2 separate regions of the Homo sapiens genome follow, and region 1 is linked to region 2. A link is a contact called in ENCODE Hi-C or POLR2A ChIA-PET data. All regions are on one chromosome and are shown on one strand. The core of a region is the stretch at or near the end of the contact, and the rest is flanking DNA. Distances in the headings are between cores, read along the strand shown. Region 1 holds the start of INHBE (inhibin subunit beta E). Region 2 overlaps R3HDM2 (R3H domain containing 2).

Region 1 (2,970 bases), core at 348-2,847, 37 kb after region 2:
GGTGCGGTGGCTCATGCCTGTAATCCCAGCACTTTGGGAGGCCGAGGCGGGCAGATCATGAGGTCGGGAGATGGAGACCATCCTGGCTAACACAGTGAAACCCCGTCTCTACTAAAAATGCAAAAAACTAGCCGGGCGTGGTGGCTGGCACCTGTAGTCCCAGCGACTCGGGAGGCTGAGGCAGAAGAATGGTGTGAACCCGGGAGGTGGAGCTTGCAGTGAGCCGAGATTGTGCCACTGCACTCCAGCCTGGGCGACAGAGCGAGACTCAGCCTCAAAAAATAAAATAAAATAAAATAAAATAAAGACAGTGAGAAAATGTGGTCAGGAGGGCTGAGACTGGGAACCAAGACTGCTGTATTTGCCTTGCTTTGTTGTCAAAAGCTCTTAGAGCTCCCATTTTCTACCCCCATTAACAGGCCTGAAGGGTGGTGCGGTGGCTCACGCCTGTAACCTCAGCACTTTAGGAGGCTGAGGCAAGTGGATTGCTTGAGCCCAGGAGTTCAAGACCAGCCTGGGCAACATAGCGAGACCCTGTCTCTGTGGGAAATTTAAAAATTAGCCAGGTGTGGTGGTGCGCACCTGTAGTCCCAACTACTAAGGAGGCTGAGGCAGAAGGATTGTCTGAGCCCAGGAATTCAAGGCTGCAGTGAGCTATGATTGTGCCACTACACTCCAGCCTGAACAACAGATTGAGACCTTACCTCAGTAAAATAAAATAAAATTTAAATTTTAAAAATGTAAGAAAAAAAGGAGGCCTGGCACTACTTCTAGGATGCCCCAAATTTAGGCAACTCTCACAGTCCCTTGAAAGAGAAGTGGCAGCTGGGTATAGGCCCTCCCAAGTGTCATGCCCCCTGACAGTCCTGATGGACTCTGCCCTGTGTAAGATTGCATCACCACCACCACCACCTCTCTGGGCTTCCCCAGACATCACAGGAACACGTTCCCCGCCCCAACCCCCGCCGGCTCTGGCCCTCCTCCACATCATGCTCCACATCATGCTCCAGGCCAACTGGACTCTGGGCGGCCAGCACAGGCAGGGTCAGGGGGTGACTTCTGTGCCTCGTGGCACTGCCACCTGGGCCTGAGCAAGAGGGCTCCATTCTCCTACCCGCCCAAACCCTCATCCCTGTCCTAGCCCCAGTGCTAGAAATAAAGAGACCAGAATTTTCCTTCTGGCCTAAGGGCCCCAGAGGAATACCCACTGGAACTCACAGCTGCCTCATGGAAACTGCTGCAGCAGTGGTGAAGCTAGAAAGACTAGAGGTATGAGGGAAAATTGCCCTTCCCCACCTGGCTCATAAGGCGTTCCCTCCCCCAAGTCCCAGACCTTGGGGACTGAGCATGTGAAATCATCCTCTTTCTTGCATCATGCGTGTCCACATTGCACCCCCCCACCCCCATACCCCTACTTCAGGCCCAGTCACCATGGCCAGATGGTGAAACCTGAGCTGATGGGGAGGAGGACCTCCACCCCCTGCAGGGGCCTGATGGGCAGCACAGCTGGCCAATCCTGGGACTCAGAGGGTAGGTCGGCTGGCTGACCACTAGGTTTGGAAGACCCAGGCAGCTGGCTCTAAAGAGGCCCCAGGTCAGTAGCCAGACATGAGCTGTGAGGGTCAAGCACAGCTATCCATCAGATGATCTACTTTCAGCCTTCCTGAGTCCCAGACAATAGAAGACAGGTGGCTGTACCCTTGGCCAAGGGTAGGTGTGGCAGTGGTGTCTGCTGTCACTGTGCCCTCATTGGCCCCCAGCAATCAGACTCAACAGACGGAGCAACTGCCATCCGAGGCTCCTGAACCAGGGCCATTCACCAGGAGCATGCGGCTCCCTGATGTCCAGCTCTGGCTGGTGCTGCTGTGGGCACTGGTGCGAGCACAGGGGACAGGGTCTGTGTGTCCCTCCTGTGGGGGCTCCAAACTGGCACCCCAAGCAGAACGAGCTCTGGTGCTGGAGCTAGCCAAGCAGCAAATCCTGGATGGGTTGCACCTGACCAGTCGTCCCAGAATAACTCATCCTCCACCCCAGGCAGCGCTGACCAGAGCCCTCCGGAGACTACAGCCAGGGAGTGTGGCTCCAGGGAATGGGGAGGAGGTCATCAGCTTTGCTACTGTCACAGGTGGGTGAGGGAGAGAGCAACAGGCAAAGAGCAGACAGGGAAAGGGAGGCAGAAGGGGAGCCTGGCAGGAGCAGCAGAGGGAGTGGGGTGTGGCAGGAGAAGGAGGAGCTGGGGCAGGGACTGGTTGCAGAGGACACAAAGCAGTCTCTACTTTTCTAGAGGTAGGTTCGAGGGAGAGCAGTGGGCAGGGCTTGGGGAGTCTCAGAGGAGAGCTTCATCTCTACTCACATTTTCTTTCCCTTTTCTGTCTTTCGGGCAGACTCCACTTCAGCCTACAGCTCCCTGCTCACTTTTCACCTGTCCACTCCTCGGTCCCACCACCTGTACCATGCCCGCCTGTGGCTGCACGTGCTCCCCACCCTTCCTGGCACTCTTTGCTTGAGGATCTTCCGATGGGGACCAAGGAGGAGGCGCCAAGGGTCCCGCACTCTCCTGGCTGAGCACCACATCACCAACCTGGGCTGGCATACCTTAACTCTGCCCTCTAGTGGCTTGAGGGGTGAGAAGTCTGGTGTCCTGAAACTGCAACTAGACTGCAGACCCCTAGAAGGCAACAGCACAGTTACTGGACAACCGAGGCGGCTCTTGGACACAGCAGGACACCAGCAGCCCTTCCTAGAGCTTAAGATCCGAGCCAATGAGCCTGGAGCAGGCCGGGCCAGGAGGAGGACCCCCACCTGTGAGCCTGCGACCCCCTTATGTTGCAGGCGAGACCATTACGTAGACTTCCAGGAACTGGGATGGCGGGACTGGATACTGCAGCCCGAGGGGTACCAGCTGAATTACTGCAGTGGGCAGTGCCCTCCCCACCTGGCTGGCAGCCCAGGCATTGCTGCCTCTTTCCA
Region 2 (3,118 bases), core at 594-3,093:
CAGGCACAATGACTCACACCTGCAATCCTAACACTGGGAGGATGAGAAGGGCTGATTCAGCCCCAGGAGTTCAAGACCAGCCTGGGCAACAAGGTGAAACCCTGTCTCTACTAAAAATACAAAAAATTAGCCGGCAGTGGTGGCACATGCCTGTAGTCCCAGCTACTCGAGAGGATGAGGCAGGAAAATCACTTGAATCTGAGAGGCGGAGGTTGCAGTGAGCTGAGACTGCGCCACTGCACTCCAGCCTGGGCAACAGAGTGAGACTCTGTCCCCCCCGCCCCACAAAAAAAAGCCAGCTGGGCATGGTGACTCACACTTGTAATCCCAGCACTTTGGGAGGCCAAGGAGGGCAGGTCATGAGGTCAGGAGATCAAGACCAGCCTGGCCAACATGGTGAAACCCCATCTCTACTAAAAATACAAATTAGCCAGGCGTGGTGGCGGGCACCTGTAGTCCCAGCTACTCAGGAAGCTGAGGCAGGCTGAGACAAGAGAATTGCTTGAACCCAGGAGGCGGAGGTTGCAGTGAGCCGAGATCCCACCACTGCACTCCAGCCTGGGCGACAGAATGAGACTCTGTCTCAACAACAACAAAAACAAAAAAAGCCTAGGTAATCCCAGCACTTTGGGAGGCCAAGGTGGGTGGATCACCTTAGGTCAAGAGTTTGAGACCAGCCTGACCAACATGGTAAATCCCCATCTCTACTAAAAATACAAAATTAGGCCTGTAATCCCAGCTACTTGGGAGGCTGAGGCAGGAGAATCGATTGAGCCCAGGAACCGGATGTTGCAGTGAGTAGAAATCCCGCCACTGCACTCCAGCCTGGGCTACGGGGCAAAATTCCATTTCAAAAAAAAAAAAAAAAGAGAGAGACTTCCACATGAAACTGGGTTTATATCCTGGCCACATGATGATGGTCATATAATCTAACCTAACTTCCCTAAGCCTCACTGTGAAATGGGAATAATACAATACTATTCCATGAGGATTATTATTCTGAGGATTAAATGATCTAATATGTATAATTTGTTACTATACTCCCATGACATTATCACATTATTTGTTCTTTTTTTGTATGTCTTGGCAACTTACAGGTCACTGTCAAAATTTTTGCCAAATATATCCAAAATCAAAGAATTATAATGCATTCCATCCAAGGACCAATAACAGTCCTCCACTGGCACAAGTAAGTGAGAACTAACATTCTCTAAAGAATATAGCACGTGATGGGAAATGTAGCTTACCAGCTTATGTTTGCTCCTTCCTCAAAATATTACTGGGTTATCTGTCAGGAATGGGCATAGGCTACCTTGGTCCCAAAAATGTCAATCTTAACATTAAAATCCAATGCTATCAGGCCAGGAGTGTTCCTAAAATTCTGGTATTTCCTGGGGCTCGATGTCAACTCTCCTATCACTTTCTTAAGTTTGCCCTGAGTAACCCTGTTCCCTATCACAGATTAAACCTTCTTGTGGAGACTACTTCCAAATCTAAATACCCCTGCCTCTCTCTAGCACTCCAGATCCATTTAGACAACTAGCTGCTAGACATTTCCAAAAGTGAACTCTCTACCAACATTTCCTCTAATCCCAAACCTACCCTTTTCTTATCTCAGTAAGCAACACCACCCAGTTTGCCCAAGACACAAACCTGAGCGTCATCCATCCACAATTCCTCCCCTCTTCCCACATTTAAACAATCTCCAAATTCTGGAACCATCTCACATTCATCTGCTCTTTTCAGCTCTGATTCCTCTCCTCTATTCTCATTACTTCTGCGCAGAACATTTAGTTAACGGGGCAAGGCCTCCAGAGCTTTCTTTTGCCTTCAGCAGAGCAACTGGCAATATTCCCAACGGTGGTTGCGCAGGCTGCCGTTGGTCTTTGTCCTTGTACAACTAAAAGTCTTTAGCCTATCTTTGATGGACATGTAGTGACAGTGGAAAGGAAACTAATTGTTTCAAGCTACTGAGATATGGAGACTGTTTTTTACCCAGCATACTCTAGGCTACCCTGACTTTGATATCTTCTTTTTTTTTTTTTTTGTAAATGGAGTCTCTGTCGTCCAGGCTGGAGTACAGTGGTGCGATCTCAGCTCACCGCAACCTCTGTCTCCCCGGTTCAAGTGATTCTCCTGCCTCAGCCTCCCCAGTAGCTGGGATTACAGGCACCCACCACCACGCCCAGCTAATTTTTTGTGTGTATTTTTGGTAGAGATGGGGTTTCACCATATTGGCCATAGTGATCTCAAACTCTGACTTCAGGTGATCTGCCCGCCTTAACCTCCCAAAGTCCTGGGATAACAGGCATGAGTCACTGCACTCGGCCTCAGTATCTCTTATATAGACTACAATAGCCTCCTAACCAGTGTCACTCCCTCTACTCTAAATCCAGTATAAGTATTTCTTCAAATTGCTGCCAGTTTCCTTTGTAAAATACAAAATAATCATTTCATTTCTCTGATTAAAAATCTTCAGTTCACCTTTGTCTCATATGCCAAATTTCTTAATATAGCTTGTAAAGCCCACCATAAAATCAGGCCCTAAATATATCTTTCTCTTCAGTCATTCAAAATACTGCCCCATATATACCATCCATATTCTCCTTTCCTTTTTTTTTTTTTTTTTGATACGGATTCTTGCTCTGTCACCCAAGCTGGAGTACAGTGGAGTGATCTCGGCTCACTGCAACCTCCGCCTCCAGGGTTCAAGAGATTCTTGTGCCTCAGCCTCCCCAGCACCTACGATTACAGGCAAGTGCCACCATGCCTGGCTAATTTTTTGTATTTTTAGTTGAGACAGGGTTTTATCAGGTTGGCCAGGCTGGTCTTGAACTCCTGATCTCATGATCTGCCCGCCTCAGCCTCCCAAAGTGCTGAGATTACAGGCATGAGCCACTGTATCTGGCCATCTTTTTTTTTTTTTAGAGACAGGGTCTCACTCTGTTGACCAGCCTGGGGTACAGTGGTGCAATCATAGCTCACTGCAACCTCAAACTCCTGGGCTCAAGTGATCCTCCCACCTATCTCTCAAGTAGCTGGGATAAAAGGTGCATGCCACCACATCCAGCTAATTGCTTTAACTTCTGGTAGAGGTGGGTGTCTCACAATGTTGCCC

The links. Hi-C counts contacts between places; a loop is a spot of excess contacts on that map. ChIA-PET counts read pairs that join two places held with the same protein, here RNA polymerase II (POLR2A). Pooled maps may share reads with other maps.
Region 1: a loop to region 2 is called in a map of gastrocnemius medialis, with 2.4 times the contacts of the local background. The contact joins the promoter of INHBE here to the enhancer-like site in region 2. A Hi-C loop is called at or near these places in 2 of 168 maps with a recorded cell type or tissue (CD4-positive, alpha-beta T cell and gastrocnemius medialis), 1 of 37 single-sample maps with no recorded cell type and 2 of 50 pooled maps. POLR2A ChIA-PET finds 5 or more read pairs at or near these places in 19 of 52 experiments (A549, AG04450, CD4-positive, alpha-beta memory T cell and 12 more).

The regions. Positions count from the first base shown.
Region 1 is chr12:57,453,710-57,456,679 of GRCh38, forward strand. INHBE (inhibin subunit beta E) reads left to right here and starts at 1,598. Exons shown (of 2, transcript NM_031479.5): 1 at 1,598-2,125; 2 at 2,385-2,970. The coding sequence starts at 1,828. RefSeq lists an enhancer at 1,277-1,571.
Region 2 is chr12:57,416,533-57,419,650 of GRCh38, forward strand. The region is part of intron 1 of R3HDM2 (R3H domain containing 2); the gene reads right to left. Among named protein-coding and RNA genes, the nearest start is that of R3HDM2, 13 kb to the right of the region's middle. Within about 2 kb of position 1,844, at least 4 of the 41 ENCODE cell types and tissues checked have a DNase peak (open chromatin) inside an H3K27ac peak, as active enhancers do.